Regions from separate parts of the Homo sapiens genome. Here region 1 is linked to region 2. Evidence: chromatin loops called from intact Hi-C (ENCODE). Cell type or tissue: mammary epithelial cell. All regions are shown on one strand. Links, peaks and the distances in the headings refer to the core of each region. The heading gives the core; the rest is flanking DNA.

What was found. Hi-C counts contacts between places; a loop is a spot of excess contacts. Peaks named below come from ENCODE experiments on the same cell type or tissue, not always from the same donor. Only the 100,000 strongest peaks of a DNase experiment are listed, where the experiment ranks them.
Region 1: a loop joins it to region 2, with 8 times the contacts of the local background. A loop is called at or near these places in 7 of 110 quality-filtered maps.

Annotation. Positions count from the first base shown.
Region 1 is chrX:152,920,742-152,931,417 of GRCh38, reverse strand. ZNF185 (zinc finger protein 185 with LIM domain) reads right to left here. Exons shown (of 25, transcript NM_001395254.1): 10 at 10,670-10,676; 11 at 9,162-9,245; 12 at 8,609-8,698; 13 at 2,757-2,843. LOC124905237 (a long non-coding RNA gene) reads left to right here and starts at 4,260. Exons shown (of 2, transcript XR_007068368.1): 1 at 4,260-4,499; 2 at 4,719-6,069. LOC105373372 (a long non-coding RNA gene) reads left to right here. Exons shown (of 3, transcript XR_007068369.1): 2 at 1-443; 3 at 532-1,163. In mammary epithelial cell, for the core only: a CTCF peak has its summit at 4,990 (motif pointing right); a DNase peak (open chromatin) is centred at 4,937.
Region 2 is chrX:152,814,847-152,825,522 of GRCh38, reverse strand. No RefSeq gene overlaps it. Among named protein-coding and RNA genes, the nearest start is that of CETN2, 11 kb to the left of the region's middle. RefSeq lists an enhancer at 5,130-6,329. In mammary epithelial cell, for the core only: CTCF peaks have their summits at 4,166 and 8,232 (motif pointing right); no DNase peak of the experiment used is centred there.

The DNA.
Region 1 (10,676 bases), core at 1,487-9,486, 110 kb before region 2:
AGGAGTGGTGGTGTGTGCCTGTGGTCCCAGCTACTTGGGAGGTTGAACCTGGAAGGTTGAGGCTGCAGCGAGCTGTGATGGCACCACTGCACTTGAGCCTGGGCACACACAGCAAGATGCTGTCTTAAAAAACAGAACCAAAAACAAACAAACCCTGCTGATTGACAGATTGGCCAATTATCAAAACTTCATTACTAATAGCTACTGTTTTTTGTTTTTTGTTGTTGTTGTTTTATAGCTACTGTGCTGGGATTACAGGTGTGAGCCACTGTGCCTGGCAATAGCTACTGTTGATTGAGCATTTGAGCCTGTTCTCGTGACTTTATATGCATTAACTCTGCAAATCAACCCCAGGATATGGGCACTGTTATCACCCATGCCCATCTTTCAGATGAGCAAACGGAGGCACACAAAGCCCCTGTGATTTGCCCCAAATTTCACAGGTAATAAGAGGAGTAGCTGGGATTTGAGTTCTGGACTATATCCCTGATCCTAATCTCCTAATTTAAGCCCCCTTCTGTTCTCCTTCAGGTCCTCAGGGAGCCCCATGTTGTCAAATCCAGGAGAGACAGTCCCATCATTATTTCAAACCACCATTCAGTACTGCTGACCCAGTGGGCCACTCCAGCCTTCTCACCACCCCTCCTCCCTTGATCCTGTCAACACCACCTGCCTACCTCCCTGGCCACACACCTTCCTGGTCTCCGCCTTTTTCTCCTCCCTTTGGCGTGCTCCACCACTTGCTGGGCTGTCTCCTCCCCTCCCAAGGTGTCAACTGCCACCCTTGAAGCAGGGATCTCCACTTGTTCCTGCCTCTCCTTTATACTGGCCTGCACACCCACTAACTCCCAACTGGCCCTCAGGAGGCCCACTCTCAACATGGCGAGAAGAGACTGCCCTCGCCCAGCTGTCCCCAGGAGGGCTGGCCAGGTGGCTGCCACCTGCATACTGAGGTCGGTGCCCAGCTTCCATTGGCTCACCATGAGCCCCATGTAAAGCTAGTTTACGCTCATGATTTCAGCTCTATTCTGTCTGCATATAACGTGGAAATCTCTTGAGCCCTAATCACTCTCTCAAACCTCAATCACAAACCTTAAAATACCTCCCTCCTGGAAATTTTGACTTCAATGCCTACGAATAAACTCGTCAAATGAGTTCACTCAGCAAATGCCAAGTCTTTCCATCACCCCTCTCTGTCCCCCTGCTCCCTGCCCCAACTAGTACAATGAGCTATGGTGCAGAAGGTGGAAGGTGGGAGTAGGGCAGGCTGAGCGGATCTGCCTGCTCTGGACCATGTGACCTTGAGCAAGTTACTTAACCATTCAGGGTCTCAGTTTCTTAATCTGTAAAATGGGCATAGTGATTGTATCTACATCCATGCAGAATGGATGCTGCCATGCAGAATCGACAAGCCCTCAGATGCTGCCTGGGGAAGAAACTCAGGAGAAGGACATGACCCAGAAGACAGGACATTTGAGGTGGAACAGAAAGATGAAGAGGGGAAAGGGCATCTCAGGCAGAGCCTCCAGCCTGCACAGAGAAAGGCCCAGGGAGGGAGGAGCCTGCAGGTGGGGCCAGGTACTGAGTTCAGGCTGCAGAGCATAGTGGGAGGGGCTTTGCAGGGCTTTCTGCAGGGGGCTGGCATAACTACTTCTGCCCTTTGGAAACATCACCCAGGTAGATGTGGAAGGGAGTCCAGGGATGGGACAGTAGGAAACGGTCGCAGACAACTGGGTGAGTAGCAGTGGAGGCCTGGGCCAGGGGCAGAGCAATAGGGATGGAAACATCTCTAAAATAAAGTGGACAGGACTTGGTGCCTTGGGGGCAGAATTAAAGTGGGAGGAGCCAAGGAGGAGGGTAAAGGGACCTAGAGATCGCTCAGGACTCATCTTGGATGTCAATTCCTCCAGGAAGCCCTCCCCAAGCACTCCCACCCACCACACTGTTGAGAGGCCTCTGCTCGAAGTTCCTGCCACCCCAGGGATTAAGGGATGACCTTCAGTGTACACTCCCGCTTCTCTCCCCAGTCCCTGGCCTTCACAAGGTAGGGGCCCAGTCTCCCTGCTCGGATCTCTCCTAGCCTCCACCCCAGCCCCCGAATCCTGCCTGCATGTCACCTGGCTGTCTGACCCCCACCCCAGGGCAGAGGCTGAGCCCCTCGTGCTCCCTGCTGGTTGTGGCCTCCTTGACCCACCCCTCCCCAGCACAGAGCCTAGTGGCATGGAGAGCTGTGGACTCTGACCCAGTGACCCCACTCTATTCCCAGTGGCCCTCTCACACAGGCAGGGCAATGGCCTCAGTGGCCTTCACGGGCTCCTTAGACCCAATCCTCCTCCCACCCCCACCAACATCCCCAGCACGGCTGACTGGTCCCATCTTCAGCAATTGGCAGGGTTGAGCTGTCACTTCCCAGGGGCTCCTGGCACACAGCATCTCTGGCTGACCTCATTCATGCTCATGTCGGCGTCTGCCTCCCCCACCAGGCAGATGGCAATTCCAGCCAGGGGGTCCTGTTCACTACTGTGTCCCAGGGTCGGGCCTGTGCCCTTACACAGACTAAGCGCTTGCTCCATAATGGTTTTCTGAGTGAAAGAATGAGATGGGGCAGAAAACCCAGGTCGACCATGCCTCCCATCAACCTGTTGGCCCTACAGTGGCAGAGCCGGCCCTAGGCCTCATCATTTGCCACCTGAGGCTGCTGCTTCCATCTCTAGAATGGTGTCCAGGGAGCCAGGACAGCAGCAGGACCCCCATACCTCATGCCTTCCACGTCTGGGGCCACCAGGCGGAGTCCTGCCCTGGGTGTCAGGATCTGCAGGCGGACAATTTCCTCACCTCTTGAGCTGCGGGCCAAAGGAGAGACCCAGTGGGTTGCAGGTGAGAAAAGTCTCCCCCTTCTTGGGCTGGTGAGTGCGGTGGGCCGCCCAGACCCACTGCCCCCTTTTGATGTGCTCTCATCTCCTCCTTGGCCTTGAGCCTTGTTGGTGCTGCAGCTGAGCTCGGGCCACTGACCTGTAGGCCCCTTCCCCGGTCTCCCACCCCTGACCTGAGCCCAGCCCTCCCTCAGGCACAGCAAGGGCCCTTCTGGGTAGAAATGAAACCTCCCAACCCGTGCTTCTACCAACCATTTGCAGGGGCAACCGCAGCCTGTGACCCCACCAGGGTATCCAAAGTGGCCATTTGTGAGGCCAGGGGTAGTTCTGCATTCATGGACTGGTGGGGACTGAGGGGTACGAGAGACTGAGAAAACCCACAGACCAAATATGGAATGAAAACCAGTGGGAGGGGATGTCGCAGACTCGGGGATGAGGACAAAGGGCCCCTTTGAGCTTTCCTCTTGCCAGCCACGCTCAGAGCCCTCCCCCAGATGACCACAGGCCACCCCGGACACACATCCCTCCAAGTCTGATGCATTCTCTGGCCGTACTGCAAGGCATGACGCCCAGCAGGCTTGGCCATGGTGTGGCCAGGGCCAGAGAGAATATAGAGCTCCCAGGCTTTCTGGGGGTGGACCCTTCACCCCAAACCAGACCTCCTTAGGTCCATGGAGCAAAGCCTAATTCCAAGCCACATTGCAGTCACTCCTGCCTTTGTCCCTGGGCCCTGGAAGTGCAGACAAGCCTGAGCCCCAGGCCTGCCCTGGTGAAGCTCTGGGCCCAGCAGGGTCAGGCAGGGGCAGAGAGGCATGGAAACTGACCTTGCTGTGCTGCAGGGCCCAGAACAGGTTTAGCCATGGGAGCAGTGGACAAGCTTCATGGAGGCATAGCCCGACCCAGGCCAGCTGAAGGGAGATCGGGGGAGGAGGAGGAGGTAGAGGCTGGCAGGGGTCCTGAATGTACAGACTAGATCTGGTATGGCAAAGGGAAGATGCAGGATGGGCTTGAAGTGGAGGTGGGGGGTTTATAGGTTCAGACTGGCACTTTAAAGAGGCCACTCAGGGGTCCCAGGAGGGGTAGGGGATGGAGTGGCCAAGGTGAAAGCAAGGAATGAGCCATGGAGGGCTGGGTCAGCGGGCTGCTCATCTCTGTCCCTCCACTTCCACCCTGGCCAGGGCCTGGAGTGCTCAAAGTGACCAGAGGGAAATGGAAGGGCTACCAAGGACAAGGCCTCTCCCATCATGAAAGCCAGGAGGGGCCCTAGACACACAGACAGCTCTGACTTCTCCCCATCTCCTCTCGTGATAACGACGATGACATCGTTGTTGAGGATGATGTCATTTATGATGACAGTATAAAACCCCTGGCTGCCTCATTTAAATCAGGTGGTGCCAGGGAACAGGGATGTCACAGGCAAGCACAACATATTTTCTCACTGGCGTTTCTGGCTCTGTCACAGAGGAAATGGGAACAAAGTGTCACCCCAGCCTGCTCCAGTGACTGATGTCAGACTAGGGCAATGTGGGCAGACACAGAGGGAAGACGGCTGCGCGAAGACAGAGGCCGAGATGGGAGTGAGGCGGGCGCAAGCCAGGAAACACCAAGGATTGCAGGCAACAAAAGGTAAGAGAAAGGTATGGAACAGATTTTCCCCCAGAGCCTTTGGAGGGAGCATGGCCCTTCCGACACCTTGATCTCAGACTTCCAGCCTCCAGAATTGTGAGAGGATAAATGCGTGTGGTTTTAAGCCACTCAGTTTCTGGTACCTTGTTACAGCAGCTCCAGTAAACTAATACAAGGGTCTCTCCTCCCCCACAACCCGCTACCCCACCATCTCCCCAGACTCTCAACCACAGACAGCTCCAGTCCAAGCTGAAGTCCAGGACCACGCTGGAAGGCTGCACACCCTTGGAAGGCACCCAAGGAAGAGAGGCAGGCATCTGCTGAAGCCTGAAGCCCAAAACTGATCACAGCCACCTGTGGGAATGCGACCAACTGTGGCCTGTGCCAAACAGTGTGTGACTCATTCTGCCAAAGAGCGAGGAGGCGGGGATGTGGGGCGAGGGGATACCTCCTTTTCACTGCCTTTGGCCACATTTCCCTCAAATGCCAGCAGGTGGAGATATTGATCTCTTCCTGTATTTGAATAAGGGCCCTGCAGCTCAGCACGCCTATGACTGGGAGCCCCCGAGGATACCAGCACCCAGGCACTGTGGTAAGTACTTCAGGTGCACGATCTCATTTAGCATTTGGGACAGCCTTGGGAAGTAGCTATTACTGCTCTCCCTATTTTATCCACGGGGAAACTGATGCATGGAGAGATGAAGAGACTTGCTCAAGGTCACACAGTCAGTCTGATGCAAAGCCAGGGTTTTGTCCTGTGCCAGAAGCTGTGCTCCTACTCCCTGCTCCCCAGACGCTCTGCCAGGCAGCATGCTGGGCAGAGCCTAGGACCGGGACCCAGGAGGCCATGCCCTGGTCAGGTGAGGCAAGCTTGACCAGTGCTTCGGGTAAAGCAGCCAGGCCTGGGGGCCGAGAAGGGGTGCATGTGTAGAACCAGTTTCTCCAAGAGAGGGTCCCTAAACTGGGTTCAGGTTGCAAGGGGGGCAAGAGTTATGAGGAGCTGACCTTTGCACTGTAGCTAAGGGAAACAGGGCAGGGCAGGGGGTGGGGAGAGGGTAGCCTCGATAGGTCTGTGCCTGGGGACAAGGCTGTGACATTCTCCTCTTCCACTCTGCCACAAACCAGCCTTTTCTGAAGTGCTGCAGGACCCTGAGTTTGATTGAGTCATTGTTCCTCACGGGCTGGGCTTCTCAGACACCAGGCAGATAGGAGCTGGGCCTGGGAGTACTGATGGTGGCTGCTTGGTCCAGTGCAGCACCTAACGTGGTAGGGTCAGAGAAGACGGCCCTCCAGGGTCAGGATCAGCCAGCAGCTTTCCTGGAAGCTGCCTGGGTGAGCTCCAAATATTGAGTGACCAGAATTGGAGGAAAGAACTATCAGAAGCATCAAGCTGAGCCTCCTGTTGGGAGCTTGCCCCGGACCCTGAATCTCTAGCCTTTATTTGTTATGGCAACCTGAGCAAACTTAAAAAGCCACCTTGCAATGACAACCATATGATGGGGATTAAACATCGAAAGGAATTTTGTGGAATAAATGTCAAAGTGCCTTTTAAATCTATAATACAGCACAATCTAATTCTCCTCCATTCTTTCTCTCTTTTTTTTCTTGTTTTAGAGACAGGGTCTTGCTCTGTCACCCAGGCTAGAGTGTAAGGGTGCGGTCACAGCTCATTGCAGCCTCAAACTCCTGGGCTCAGGCAGTCCTCCCACCTCAGCCTCCCAAGTAGCTGGGACTACAGGTGTACATCAATGCTCCCAACTAATTTTTAATTTTTATTTTTTATTTTTTTGTAGAGATGGGGTCTTGCTATGTTACCTAGGTTGGTCTCAAACTCCTGGCTTCAAGCCATCCTCCTGCCTTGGCCTCCCAAAGTGCTGGGATTACGGGCATGAGCCACCATGCCCAGCCTCCTATATTATCTTCTAAAAGGCACCTGAGGCCAAGCGCGGTGGCTCACGCCTGTAATCCCAGCACTTTGGGAGCCTGAGGTGGGCAGATCACAAGGTCAGCAGTTTGAGACCAGCCTGGCCAATATGGTGAAACCCGTCTCTACTAAAAATACAAAAATTAGCCGGGCGTGGTCGCGTGCACCTGTAATCCCAGCTACTCGGGAGGCTGAGGCAGAAGAATCGCTTGAACCCGGGAGGCGGAGGCTGCGGTGAGCCGAGATCACACCACTGTACTCGACAGAGCCTGGGCGACAGAGCGAGACTCCATCTCAAAAACAAACAAAACAAACAAACGAACAAACAGAAAGGCACCTGAAACCATTTATTGCCTTTCTTTAAAAGAGAAATAAGGAGAAATGAGAACTGTATACTGTTATGGGCTGACTTGTGCCACCCAAAATTCATATGTTGAGGTCTTAACTCCCCCATGACCTCAGAATGTTACTGCATTTGGAGATGGGGCCTTTAAAGAAGTGACTAAGTTAAAATACAGTTGTTAGGGTGGGCCCTAATCCAGTTGGACCAATGTCCTTATAAGAAGTGATTAGGGTCTGGGCGCGGTGGCTCATGCCTGCAATCCCAGCACTTTGGGAGGCTAAGGCAGGAGGATCATTTGAGTCCTAGAGTTCCAGACCAGCCTGGGCAACATGGTGAAACCCTGTCTCTACAAAAATTTAAAAAAAAAAAACTAGCTGGGTATGGTGGCCTGTGACTGTAGCCCCAGCTACTCAGGAGGCTAAGGCTGGAGGCTCTCTTGAGCCTGGAAGGTCGAGGCTGCAGTGAGTGGTGACTGTGCCACTGCACTCCAGCCTGGGCGACGGAGTGAGACTCTGTCTCAAAAAAACAGAAGTGATTAGGACGCAGGCACACACAGACAGGGATGAGCATATAAGGGCCCAGGGAGAAGATGGAGTCTACCAGCCAAGGAGAGAGACTCAAGAGGAACCAACCTTGCCGTCACCTTGATCTCACACTTCTAGCCTCCAGAAGTGGGAGATGATACGTTTCTGTGGTTTAAGCGCCCCAGGGTGTGGTACAATACTTTGTTGTGGCAGCCTTTGCCCCCATATCCCTCAATTGCCAAGTCCCCTAGATCAGGGGTCCCCAACCCCAGCCTGAGGATCAGTACCAGTCTGTGGTCTGCTGGGAATCAGGCTGCACAGTAGGAGGTAAGCTAGAGATCATTACTGCCTTAGCTCCGCCTCCTGTCAGATCAGCAGATTCTCATGAGAGCGCGAACCGTATTGTGAACTGCACATGTGAGAGATCTAGATTGTGCGCTCCTTATGAGAATCCGGTGCTTGATGATCTAAGGTGGAACAGTTTCATCCTGAAACCATCCCCTGCTCCGTCCCGTGGAAAAAGTGTCTTTCACGAAACCAATCCCTGGTGCCAAAAAGACTGGGGAGCTCTGCCCTAGATATTGCCTTGTAAAGAATTCTCAAATCTTCCTTTCCACATCTTCTATGGACCAAAGTTCTTATGGGGAGAGTCAGACAACCAGAGAAGATCAAGAGAGGGAGAGAGTGAAAAGGAGAAGCACCCTGGCAGTCTGCTGCCTGGGGCCATGGAGGGAGCTGGCCTCATGCTCCTGGCTCCCTCTGCCAGCATTTCTGTCTCCCTCCCAGACTGAGGAAGTAACCCTGAGGACAGTGGTCACCTGTCTATAAATGGCTGTGGAGCTCAAATTGGGGGATTGCTATGGTATTAGGAGAGCCTGAACAGCCCTTGGGGGCCTGGGAAGTGACCGGTAGGGACAGGCCCTCTCCCCTTCTGGATGCAGGGGTCTTCCAAGGGTGCTACAGAGATGCAGCTCTTAGGAGACCTAGATTTGAGCAAAGGTCTCAATCCAGGCAGGCACTTTAAACAGCAGCAACAGCAGGTGGTGGCTCTCCCTGCAGGACTTAGCACCATTCTGCACAAAGTACAAGAAGGTATTAGTTGTCCACAGACAAGAGAGCACCATTATCTGCCCAGATTCTCAGGGATCAGAAATCAAGACAAATCACGGCCCTTCCTGGAGTGAGATCACCAGTGCTCAGCCTGTCCTTGCCCCATCACCCCACTGCCAGACCCTCCCCAGCTGGCAGAACCAGCCAGCCAGGCTGGCGGGAAGCCATCACACCCACTCACAAGCCAGAGTCAGCTCTCGGCACCCACCTGAGCTCCTGGCTCCCAGCGGGGCTAGGCATACTTGGCAGGCACTCGATCCAAATTGCCCGAGACGCTTTGGTCCTGCCTCCATCCGCACTGGCAAAGAAGGTGGCTGTGAGAGGCTCTGGAGATGTCAGAGCCTCCTCCCTGGGCATGCTGAATGTGGCTAACTTATTGGAGTGCAAGGAGCAAGTCTGACAATGGCATGCTACTGCCATGGTGGCTGGCCCTCTCAAACCCCAAGGATGGTACTTTTTCTTGGGGTGTTCAAGTTGCCACCAGGCTCAGTGGTGCAAGGGTTAAGGTGACACAGATACGTACTCATCAGACCAGAGCCAGGTGCTCTCTCCCGGGGGGCTGGACTGTTTTGCTCCTTTCAGCCCTGGGACATCCAGCCAGATGGGCTCTTACTGATTTCTTTGTCCCGTCTTGTCACTGGGCACATGGGGACACTGATCTCGAAGCCCAGCATGGAGGTGCCCTGACTGAGGTTCCTCAGTGACTGAGTGGCAGGTATGGCAGCCACCAGCCCCAGGCAGAGATGAGCGCAATGGATTACCTGTTTGAGCCAGGAGTGGATCTTGCCAGAGCAGGTGGGTCCTGGCTCTTCTCAGAAGGCCCGTCCTCTTCCACCACCTCCACCCTTTGAGCAAGAAGAGAAACAGCGCTCGTGGTCTTCTTGGCTGCCCTAGAGCTTGGAGGCCTCAAAGAACATGCTTCCAGTGGCGTCTAACTGACCCAACCCTTCAGGATCACGGCCAAGAGGTGGCCCAGGCTGGGGGTTCAGTGACTCCAGCTCAGGATAAGGACAGCATACTGGGTTGAATAGTGTCCCCCCAAAATTCATGTCCCCTGGAACCTGTGACTGTAACCTTATTTGGAAATAGGGTCTTTGCAGATGTAATCAGGTAAGATGAGGTCATACTGGAGTAGGATGGGTCCTAAATCCAATGACCGCTGTCCTTGTAAGAAGAGGGAAATCTGGACACAGACACACAGAGAAGAGAAGGCCATGTGAAGACAGACGCACAGACTGGAGTGATGCAGGTACAAGCCGAGGAACACCAAGGATCACCAACCACCAGCAGAAGCCAGGAGAGTGGCCTGGGATGGTTTCTCCCTCAAAGCCTCCAGAAGGAACCCACCCTGCTAACACCTTGATCTAGACTTCTGGTCTCCAGAACCGGGAGAGAATCCCTTTCTGATGTTTTAAGCCACTCAGTTTTTGGTACTGCGTTACAGAAACCACAGGAACCAAATGCAGCCAGGAAGACCCCCCCACCGCCCCCCGTTCTCTGTCACTTCCTTTGTGCTGCCACCATCCCTGCTCTCTGTATTCCTGCCAACTTCCTGGTCTTCCAACACAGCAAGCTAGTCCCACCCCGGGCCTGTGCACTGGGGCCCTCTGCCTGGGGCAGTTGGCATGCTGTCTTCTCTTGGGTTTGCAGTCCCCAGCTAGCCACCTCAGCACAGAGAGAGGCCTTCCCTGTCCACTCAACTGGAAGTCCCTCAAATTCAAGTTTCCAGAAGTTTCTTTCTTGCTTTCCCCCGAATATTTTCCTCCTCCAGAAGGTGCCCTGTCTCAACTAATGGTGACACCCCTCCCTCATTCAGCTGGAGTATCCCGACGTTCTGATCATTCCCTGTTAAGCCCTGTTCACCCTTTAGGGCCCATCTCCAATGTCACAGTCACCTCCCAGGGGAAGTTCTCCTGATGGCCCAGGTTTTGATCCTGGATGAGAGCAGAAGGCAAGGCATCAGGCAAGCAACAGGGGCAGGGGAACAACTCCCAGAGGGCCTTGGAAATGCTCCACGTTGGGTCAGGGGCCCAGCCCCATTAGCCATTGGCAAATGGAAGAGCTTGACCACATATGCTACCACAGCCACCCAGGTGCTTGCCAGGCCTCCAGACAGAAGCCCCCAGCCCCTCACAACTCCCCCTGCTCAGGGACAGTAGTCCCCCACATCCACATCCCCTCTCCACAGCTCCCACACTACACCCCTGCTGACGGAAGGCCTTCCTGTGGCCAGTAACAGGCCTCCAAGGTGTCCCTTGATGACACTTACCTCTTCG
Region 2 (10,676 bases), core at 1,115-9,114:
TAAAAAGAAGTTTTGAAATTGACAACATTGTATATATTTATGGTGTACAATATGATGTTTTGAAAGATGTATACATTGTTGAATGGCTAAATTAAGCTAATGGACTATCCTGGAGACATTCTTATCTCCTCCTGCTTAATATTCCCATAAATGAAATCTCTCAGGAATCTCTTGAGACAGGACGGAGAGTGGCAAGTAATAGGTTATCCCTGAGGATAAAAGCAAACATAAGGTCTTTGCCTGGCAGCCATTCTAACATAGGTGTGCAGTTATTCAGTGGAAGGATGGGGACAGAGAGGGAGCATGAGTCAGTGGGGCTGGACCGGAGAGCTGTAAAGGGATCAGGAAGATGGGGACGGAGAGGGAGCATGAGTCAGTGGGGCTGGACCAGAGAGCTGTAAAGGGATCAGGAAGATGGGGAAGGAGAGGGAGCTGGGCTCAGTTCATGTGGAGGCAGAAAAGAGTCCTGAAGGCGGGGGAGGATGTGGATGGAGAAGTAACTGAGGTCAGTTCACGTGGGGCTGGACCAAGAGATGAAGGGAAATTGCAGAGGATAGGGACAGAGAAGTAGAAAAGATCCGTGCATGGGGTGTCCCGGAGAGGTGCAGGGGAGCAGGGGTAGGGGGAAGGGAGTGAGAGGGAGCAGGGATCAGTTCATGTGAGGATGCAGCTGAGTTTTCATGGGAGTGTCAGTGGGTGGGTTTGTAGAGTTAGTGGCTTATTCATGTGGACAATAGAGTTGTGAGGGAGTGAGGGGAAATGACAGTTCATGTGGGGCTGGCCCAGGAAGCTGGAGGGGGATGAAGTGGCGATGCACACTTAGAGGGAGCAGATGTCAGTTCATGTAGGCTGTACCAAGAGATGCAGAAGGCTGAATGGGATGGCATGGGAGAGGCATTCGAGGCCAGCTCCTGTGCAGCTGCACTGGAGAGATGCAGAGCGTCAGAGAGGGAAAGGAAAAGCCACTGAGGACAGCTTATGTGTGGCTGTATCTGCAGAGGTAGCCGGAGTGTGGGGCAAGGGAAAGGAGAGGGAACGGAGCTTAGTTCACGTGTGGCTGGACCAGAGATGTATGGTGGGGAAGGGGAAGGAAAGGAGATGGAGCTGAGTTCATGTCATGGAGGGCTGGACCAGAGAGATGTAGGGAGAGTGACTGGGTAAGTTCTAAGGGGTGTGAAGGTGGCATATGATTGCATAAAGACATATACTATTGGAGAGGAGTGAAAAGACTGGGCCCTGCCTCCCATTTTGTTGTTAGGGAGGGAGAGGCAGGGTGAGTGGGTTCAAATACCGGTCATTTCAGAGCTGCAGGGGACAGGCAGGGAGACAGAGGTAGCAGGGGTCAGCCCTTGCGGGTGGACCAGAGAGATGGAGGAGTGGGGTGGGTTTGGAATGGAGAGGTAACAGAGGTCAGTTCATGTGGGACTGGACCAGAAGGACACTGGGGAGTGGGAGAAGATCAGAAGTAAAGGGACTGAGGTCAGTTCATGCAGCGTGGGACGGACCAATGTAGGGAGGTGGTGGGGAAGGGGCAGGAGAGAAAGCAGAGGGCAGTTCATGTGGGGCTGGACCAAAGAAATGTCGGTTGCGTGTAGGGATTGGGCTGGAGAGAGGGCAAAGATTCATTCATGTGCAGCTGCGGCAGAGGGCAGTAGTGCAATGGGGGGAGACAGGGCACAGGAGAGAGCAGAGAGCAGTTCATGCGGGGTTGGACTGGAGAGCTGCAGGAGGGTGGGGGTGGAATTTTGAACTAGAGAGGTCAGAGATTGCTTCATGTGAGGTTGAACTAAAAAGTTCAATCAGAGTTGGAGAAAAAGGGGAGGAAGAGGGAGCAGGGGTTCCTTCATGTGGGGCTGGACCAGAGGGATGCCAGAGGAGTTGAGGGGGATGGAAAAGTAGAGGGAGCAGAGATTAGTTCATGCAAAGATGGAGCAAACAGGTGCAAAGGCTTAGAGACATAGGGAGCAAGAGAGGTCATCTCACAATGGACTGGGTACTGGGAAGGAGATTGAGCCCAGAGTTAGTTCATGTGGGGCTGGACCAGAGAGGTAGAGGGGGATGGGGGGGATAAGGGGATGGGGATGGAGAGAGAGCAGAGGTCAGTTGATATGGGGTTGGACTAGAGAGATCTGGCGGGATGGTGGAGAGGGCTAGGGAATGCAGGCCAGTTCCCTGAGGATGGACCAGAGAGCCGGAGGGGAGGAAGGGTAGGGGGACGGAGAGGGAGAATAGTCAGTTTGTGTTTGGTCTTGTGGGCCTCCTTAATAACTTAGGGTTGTGCTAAATTTCCTTGAAAAACCTGTCCAGCAGATTCGTCTTTTCTTTGCTTCCAAGTGTTAGAACTACTGTGAACAGCAGAATTTGTTGGTAGACATGCTCAAGCCTGATATAACGAAATGATTTAAGAAAGGAGGTGGTTCAGTTTCTGTCTCTGTAAGACATGGAACAGCTGCTGGGACTGAGATTTTTTTAAGTTCTATGATGACCGGGAAGAGAAGAAAGAACACATTTTTTACCACTTTTCTTGTTTAACCACCTCTTTAGGAAGCCTAGGAGTTAGACTGTGAGGTTAGACCCAGGTGTCTCAGGGACCACGTGGCTCCCTACCATCCACTGGGGGAAATTTCCTTAAAGTTCAATCTGGCTTTTGAGAATGCTGACCTTTCAAATGCAACCTCAAGTGCCAGGATGTCTGACTGTCATTGGGCCAACCTCAAAACTTGATCTTAGAGCAGCTCTTCCCTTGAGGGACTCCTGCTGTCAAGGATAACTGTATTCCAGGGCTGCTCAACTTTATTTTATGTTTTTGTCACACCTTTGAATACTAGAATTTTGACAATATGCTAGAAGGAAGTAATACACTCAAAACAACAGTTTAACGAGAATTGCAACTTAGTCACTACTCTAGGCCAGTAGGCAGCCCACTATACACTTAGTCACCCTTCAGTTGGACTGGACCGGCTTGCTGTCCAGATGGTGTCAAGTTCCTGCACAGTGCAGAAGCTACCCCTTTTTGAGCTAGCTCCTCCATCACCATTAGTGAGAAGTATCTTACAGCAGGTTGCTCCTTTCTCCACTCCATGTCTCATGACCTGCTTAGTTCATCGTCCTACATGCTGGAAGCCGCTGGAATGGCCACATCTTCAGTTGTAGCAAAAATAGTGCCTCTGCATCAGCTGCAGCTGTGAAGCTGAGACATCATCCTTGTGTGCCATGCTCGGACATATCGGACCCATTTGCTGACCCAAATCTCTGTCAGTAGCCCTCCAAATTCTTATGTGGGTTTGTGGACCCATTTCAAAGAACATCGCCATCAGCACTTGCTGTATCTGGAGCTAAAGTTACCCTCATTTCTAGCTTTTCCCTGCAGCCTCCCAGTCATCTGGTCTTCCAAGCCTCTCCTTAACCACCACCGTTTGCCTTTATCTTTCTGATGCAGTGGTTTAGAGGATTGATGTCATTTTCATTTTCTTTTTTGTCTTTGCCTTATATGTCACCCAGACTTTCCCTACAGTATTCACACTCATCCACCCCTTTCTTTTTCATTTCTGAAGCCACCACCTCAACTCAAATTCAGATTGCTGAAATGTCCTCCTAGCTGATTTCCCTGTCCTGTCTTTTCCCAAGACAATCTGCAGTACTGTCTTTGTCATGCCATTATTTTGCTCAGGGAAGAGACCTAGCCTTTTGATTCAGCCGCCCCTGGTTAAAATCCCAACTCTTCAACCCAGCAGCTGTGGTTTTGGGGGAAAGGATTCAACCCCCTCAAGCCTCAGTTTGCTCATCTAGAAAACAAAGGTGCAGAGAGGTCAAAGACAGCAAACAAAGGCTAGCGTAGAGCCTGATGCCTCTTTGCCACAGATGATGGCTGCTCATTAATTAGCCTGTTTTTCTTTTTCCCTCTGACTTGGACACCGTGTCCTTAATACATGTCTATGTGTGTTTCCCTTCATATAAAGTTAGTTGCTATATATATATGTACTCATGTCTCTGTCATTGTCCCTACTGAAATATTGTCCCCCCATCTTATCCCAAATCTGTGTTCTTCTCCTTGTGAAACTCCTCCTCAGAGCTCCCTCCTTCCAGAAAACTTGTTTTCAAATAGAGGACTGCGTCCCAGCTGGAATTCTGGAAGACAGCAGTCTTGCAGATATGTCCCTTGCCACTAGGTGGGGTGCCAGGACAGAGAGGTTCTGAGGCAGTGCCACTAAATTACCTTGAATTCAGCAGTGGTTTAAGCTGGATCTTCCTAGTGCCCCAAGAGGGCTGTGGTCTCATTTAGCCTTGGAGGGCTGTGGTCTCATCTAGCCTTGGGGTGTGATGGAGATAATGCCACAGTGGGGAGAATCCTGGTGGGGCTGTGGACCCCTTGGAAAAAGTCACCAGGTGTGGGCACTGATGGAATGACAGGTCATTTGAATGGATACCCTATTAAGTCTAGCTATAAGTGAACAAAATGATACATTTGCATTTTTGAGTGTGAGCGATCAAGATTGCTTACCTGCTACATGGGCTCATTGAGACTCCCTAACTACTTTGAACACTTCTCAACAGAAGAGAGCAGGGTGCCTTTGATGTCATCATAGCCGGGCTTTGTGCCTGGTACAATGCTCCATCCATCCATCATCAGGTTTATTAACTTACTAAGTTTGTTGATCCTATAGCAAGGATTTATTAACTCATTAAAAATGTCTAGCATTCTGTGGCTCTTTTTCTTCCTGACCATTATCCCTTGTTATGAGTTGAATTGTGACCTCTAAAATTCATATGTTGGTGTCTTAACTGCTAGGACGTCAGAAGGTGAACTTATTTGGGGGTAGGGTATTTGTGGAGGTAATCAAGTTAGAGTGAGTTTACAACAGTAGGCCTTAATCCAATACAACCAGTATTTCCTTATATCAAATAAATATATAAATAAATACTGGAAATATATACATATATGAATACTGGGAATATACATATATAAATAAACACTAGGAATATATAAATATTTCCAGTATTATAGTGCAAAATATATATATATTTACAGTATTTATTTCCTTATAAAAGGAGAAATTTGGACAGAGACACAGACACGTGTAGAGGGAAGATGATGTGAAGGGACACAGGGCAAAGACAGTCATCTTCATGCCAAGGAGAGAGGCCTGGAACACATCCTTTCTTCACAGCCCTCAGAAGGAGCTCACCCTGCTGACATCTTGATCTTTGACTTCCAGCCTCCAGAACTGCAAGACCATGTAGTTGTGTTGTTTAACTCCTCAGTCCATGGGTACTTTGTTACAGAAGCCACAGGAAGCTCATACATCCTCTCTTTTACTGAAGAACTTTCTCTGTTCCCCTAAGTGTCTCAACCAGAAGTGCACACAGTAATGTTGATGAAACAAAAGCTGAACTTGGAATCTATGCTGCAGAACTCATGACTTCATGGACACTGGATGTGGCCTCTCCTGAGAGATCCATGAGCCCCTGGGTGTGTGCAGCATTGCTACCAGAAAGCTTTCTTCTCAACTTGGAGACTGAACTTGAACATGCACGTGAGTCCATCTCCTTGCGAGATGTTGGATGTGGGGAAATATTTGTGCAATCCCTCATACAAATAGATCCAGAAGGTAAACCAATGATTAAAACTGAGTCAGCAAACCATGGGAACGATGAATAAGCAGAGGCAGGGTGACAGAGCCTCCGGATGTCGTTGGTGGTGGGATTTTCATGTCTAACCTACTATATGTAGTCTAAGAGACATGTTTTCAGGGTGAACGGGGCTATCTGAAAGACAGATGCCAACCTCGTAAGAGGCATCGTGGGGTAGCAGTAAAATGTCTCTAAAGCTGAATTTCTGGGGTTCCACCACTGGCTCTGCTCCTACTAGTGACTAGTGCAAAATGAGTGACCTGTAGCAAGTTACCCAAAGCCCCAGTACCTCGTTTGTTTCATCTGTCAAGAGTGAGGGTGGTATTAATATAATCTACTTCAAGGGCAGTTGTGAGGATTAAATAAGCTACATGACAGTCAATCAATACATATTTGTTGAATGAATACACTAAGAATTTGGCTGCAATCTTCAACTCTAGGGTTAAGGAGTTACATCATTAATCCAAGTGCTGCAATTGAGGAATATACCCTTAGAACAGGAGTTTCTAACCTGGGGCACTTGGATTTCAGGTGTCCATGAATCGCCTGGAGGAGAATTCCTGAAATTTCCTTAAATTCCCTGAAATAATGCACATGTGGCAATTTTCATCAGATTTGTTCAAAGAGTTCACGAGCCAAGATTCACACCCACTGCTCTAGATTTGGACATCATTCTGGGGGGCATGGAGAAAAATATGCAAACCCATAGCATTGTGCCATAGCTCTGTGTGTGTGTGTGTGTGTGTGTGTGTGTGTGTGTGTGTGTGTGTGTTTGGGGGTGGGGGCTGGTTTAGAGATCCTCTGTCCATACAGACATTGGCTGAGTTCAGCCTGCTTCCTGGCCCTTCGGGATTTTTTTCAGTGAGGCAGCTCTAGCATTATTTTTATGCCATGCCTGAGGGCATGAGGCTGCTGCTTCCTTGCTGCTCTGGGGCCTGGGGATCTCTATGACGCTTTCTCTGTCACTATCTAGACATCCCCTGCAATCAATCGCTCCTTGGAGCCTCTGGGATCTAGCAACTTCACCAGCTGTCTGGATTTCCCGCTCTCTCTCCTCCCTCTCCTCCAACTTTTCTTTAGCTTGAAGATCAATCTTCTGGAAGGAAAAATGCCAACAAAAGAGGATTTATTTTCTTCCAAGAAATTGCTCTCACACTTCCTTACACTGACTAAAAGGCATTTTACTTATCTGTCTTCAGCATTTTCTTAAAGCCTCAATTCATTTTCAGCTTTAGCTTTCCCCAGATTAATTATTCGTTAGGATCCACACCATTTCGTATGTGCTTTTTATCCATCACTAGATCTGTCCCCTCCTTCTATCTTTTGCATTTATTCATTTATTCATTTATCCACTCACTCAGCAAATACTTAGCACCTATTCCGATCCAGGCCTTGCAGAGAAAAAAAATAAAGTCCCTGGCCTCGTGGAATTTACATTTTAGTGAAGAAGACAGGAAACAAGCTCAAACAAATAAAGGGGGGTAAGGAGGCGGAAATGGATGGAGGGGGTGCTATTTTGGGGAGGGTGGTCAGGGAAGGCCTTGCCATGAAGCCCTGTAAGGATCTGGGAAAGAGTGCCCAGGCAGATGGAACAGCAAGTGCAAAGGCCCTGAAACAGCAACAGGCTTGGCACAAGTGAGGAACAGTGAAGAAGCATGTGTGGTGGCAGCAGGAGGCAGGCAGTGAGTCAGGCCTCACAAACCCCATAAGGTAAGGGTATGTTCTATGGGGGATGAGGAGTCATCACGGGGTTCTGAGCAGGAAAGAAACCCGAATAGCATTGCCACTGCACTCTCTTTCTCTCCAGTTTGGCCTACACGCTTTTGTTTTTTTCTTAATCTTTCTTGCTTAGAATTTTAACTGCCTATAATGCCCATCCGGACAATTGCTCAAGGCACCAGAGCTTCCTGCTATGGGTTCAGGCTCCCTAAAAGGCCCATATGGCTAGTGTGATGGTTAATTTTATGTGTCAACTGGACTGGGCCACGGAGTGCCCAGACATTTGGTCAGACGTCATTCCCGGTGTGTCTGTGAGGGTGTTTCTGGATGAGATTAGCATTTGAGTTAGGAGACTGGGTAAAGATTGCCACCCATTATGTGGGTGGGCCTCATCCAGGTAGTTAAAGGCCTGAATAGAAAAAAAAGGCCAACTCTCCCCCAAGTAAGAGAGAATCCCTCCTGCTTGAAGGCCTTCAAACTGGGACATTGGCTTTTTCCTGCCTTTGGACTCAAACTGCAGCATCGGCTTCTCTTGAGTCTTGAGCCTGCTGGGCTTTGGACTGGAACTATGTCATCAGCTCTCCTGGGTCTCAGGCCTTCGAACTCTGACTGGAACTACATTATCAGCTCTCCTGGATCTCCAGCTTGCCAACTCACCCTGCAGATCTGGAAACTTGCCAGCCTCCATAACAGTGTTAGTCAGTTCCTTATAACCAACTTGTATATATTTATATATAATATAGACATAGATTTATATTTATAATCTAAATATATATGTTTAAATATGTATATTTATATGTATTATGTTACTCCTTACAAATGTATCTATCTTTCCTATTGGCTGCTGCTCTGGAGAACCCTGATTAACACAGGCAGCAGAGGGCGATCTCTCACCAAACACTGGCTGTTTCCCACGTTCGTCCTGTTGGATAGTTGTTTTCTCTGAAGGGGTGAAAAATCTTCCTCATTCCTTTTTTTTCCAGACAAAAGAAGGTAATTTCAGAGAAAGAGAGAAGCATAAAGAGTTGTTGGCATATGTGATAGGAGAAGTTCAGCTCAGATCAGGCCTGAGACGACCTAGGCAATGCATTCTACATGAGGCAGACACCAAAGTTCTTCTGCTAGTGACTTCAGCCAACACAGCATACTCTTCCTGGAAATCAAAGACCACGTTATAACCAGCAGTACAAGCTAAAGGGCAAAATTTTCGAAGTGGAACTTCTCTAACAGAAAAAAACAACAACAACAGTGGAACAGTTGGAAAGAAGGAAGAAAACTGACAGTGACAGAATGGCTATGTTTCCATTACGCATAATCTTGCATTCACGCACACATAAGAATACAAATGCAAAACAACACAAAACAAAAAGCAGAATGATACAATGGACTTTGGGGACTTGGGGGGATGAGTGGGAGGGGGGTCAAGGGATAAAAGACAACAAATATGGTGCAGCGTATACTGCTTGGGTGATGGGTCCACCAGGTTCTCACAAATCTCCACTAAAGAACTTACTCATGTAACCAAATACCACCTGCACCCCAATAACTTATGGAAAAATAAAATTTAAAAAAAAAGAAATCTGTGTTTGCCCACGTATAATGAAGATATTTTCCTGTGTTTTCTTCTGTAAGTTTTATAGTTTTGTTTTCCATGTTTCGTGTCTATTTCATCTTAATTTTTTGGTGGGTGGCAAAATTTTCCTTCTGAACCCATATGGAGACTCATTTGTTCCAGCATCACTTATTGAATAGTTTACCTTTTCCCAACTGATTTATAAATATATAAAAATTCTGCCATAAAAAAAAATCCATATATGAAAAAAAAAGAACACAAATGCAGAGAACAAGATCAGGAAAGATGCATACCAAATTTTTAACAGTGATTTTCTCTGGAGAGGGGAAGGAGGTTGGACGTGGCTACAGTGAAGTGGATTTTTAAATTCTATTCTGGGTTTGAATTTGTCAGAACAAAATTGTATTCATATATAACATTTATACTTAAAACTGTTCTTAGATACAGCTTCACACATGCTAGGACACGCTAGGACGGCTATAATAAAAAAATAAGGAAAATAACAAGTGTTGGCAAGTATGTGGAATAACTGGAACCTGGATTTATTGCTGATGGGAATGTAAAATGGTGCAGCCACCTTGGGAAACAGTGTGGCAGTTCCTCAGACGGTTAAGCATAGAATTATGATATGACCTAGCAATCACACTTCAAGATATAGATGCAAAAGAATTGAAAACAGGGACTTGAAAAGATATTTATACACCAATGTTCATAGCAACATTATTCATTATAGCCAAAAGTAGAAACCCAAGTGCATCCCAACAGATGAGTGGATAAACAAGATATGGTCTAGCCATACAATGGAATATTATTGAGCCACGAAAAGGGATGAAACTCTCATACATGCTATAACGTGGATGTACTATTAAAAACTACGCTTCCTGATAAAAACCAGACACAGAGGACAAATATTATATGATTCCACTTATATGAGGTACCTAGAATAGGCCAATTTTAGAGACAGAAAGTAGAATAGAGGTCACTGGAGGCTCAGGTGAAGGGGAAAGAGGAGTTACTGTTGAATGGGCATGGAGTTTTTGTTGATAGTGACAATTTTGGGGTATAGATAGTGGTAAAAGTTACACAACATTGTAAATATATTTAATGCCACTGAATTAGCAACAAATTGTTACATTGAAAAAGATTGTGTTATATATATTTTACTACAATAAAAAACTGACAAAATACTTAAGAGAAAGGGGTGTTATACTATTATATCCAGTTGCACCCTTTCATAGAGGAGAGAACAGTGGATTCCAGGATCTAGAGAGGGGAAGCCTCAGTTTTATGGGTAGCGGGCTTGCATGAAGCAGCAAATGCTACAGAAGTTTCTCGCAGCTGGAATATAATGAGACATGAGAATCAGCTGTCATCAGGCTCACAGTAAACTTTGTGAGTGAATGGACTGGTTTTATCTTTGCTCATCATTGCAACCTTAGTTTCTAGCACGGTATCTGGTGCCTGTAGGCACTCGATAAACATTTATTGAATGAATGAATGTATGCATGAATATCTGTGACTTCCTAGTAATCTATTAAAAAAAAACTATCTGTCCCATCAGTTTGGGCTGCATTGTCAATCATTTGATGCATAATTAGAAGAACAGGCCCATAATGCAAATATTTGGTTGTCATTAGCATAGAGATAGTGTATTAGTTGGGCCAGGTTAATTGCTTCATCAAACAATTTCTGTATTTCAGTGAGCTGACTCAATAAAGGATTATTTTTCACTCATGTTCAAAGTCAGTGGGGG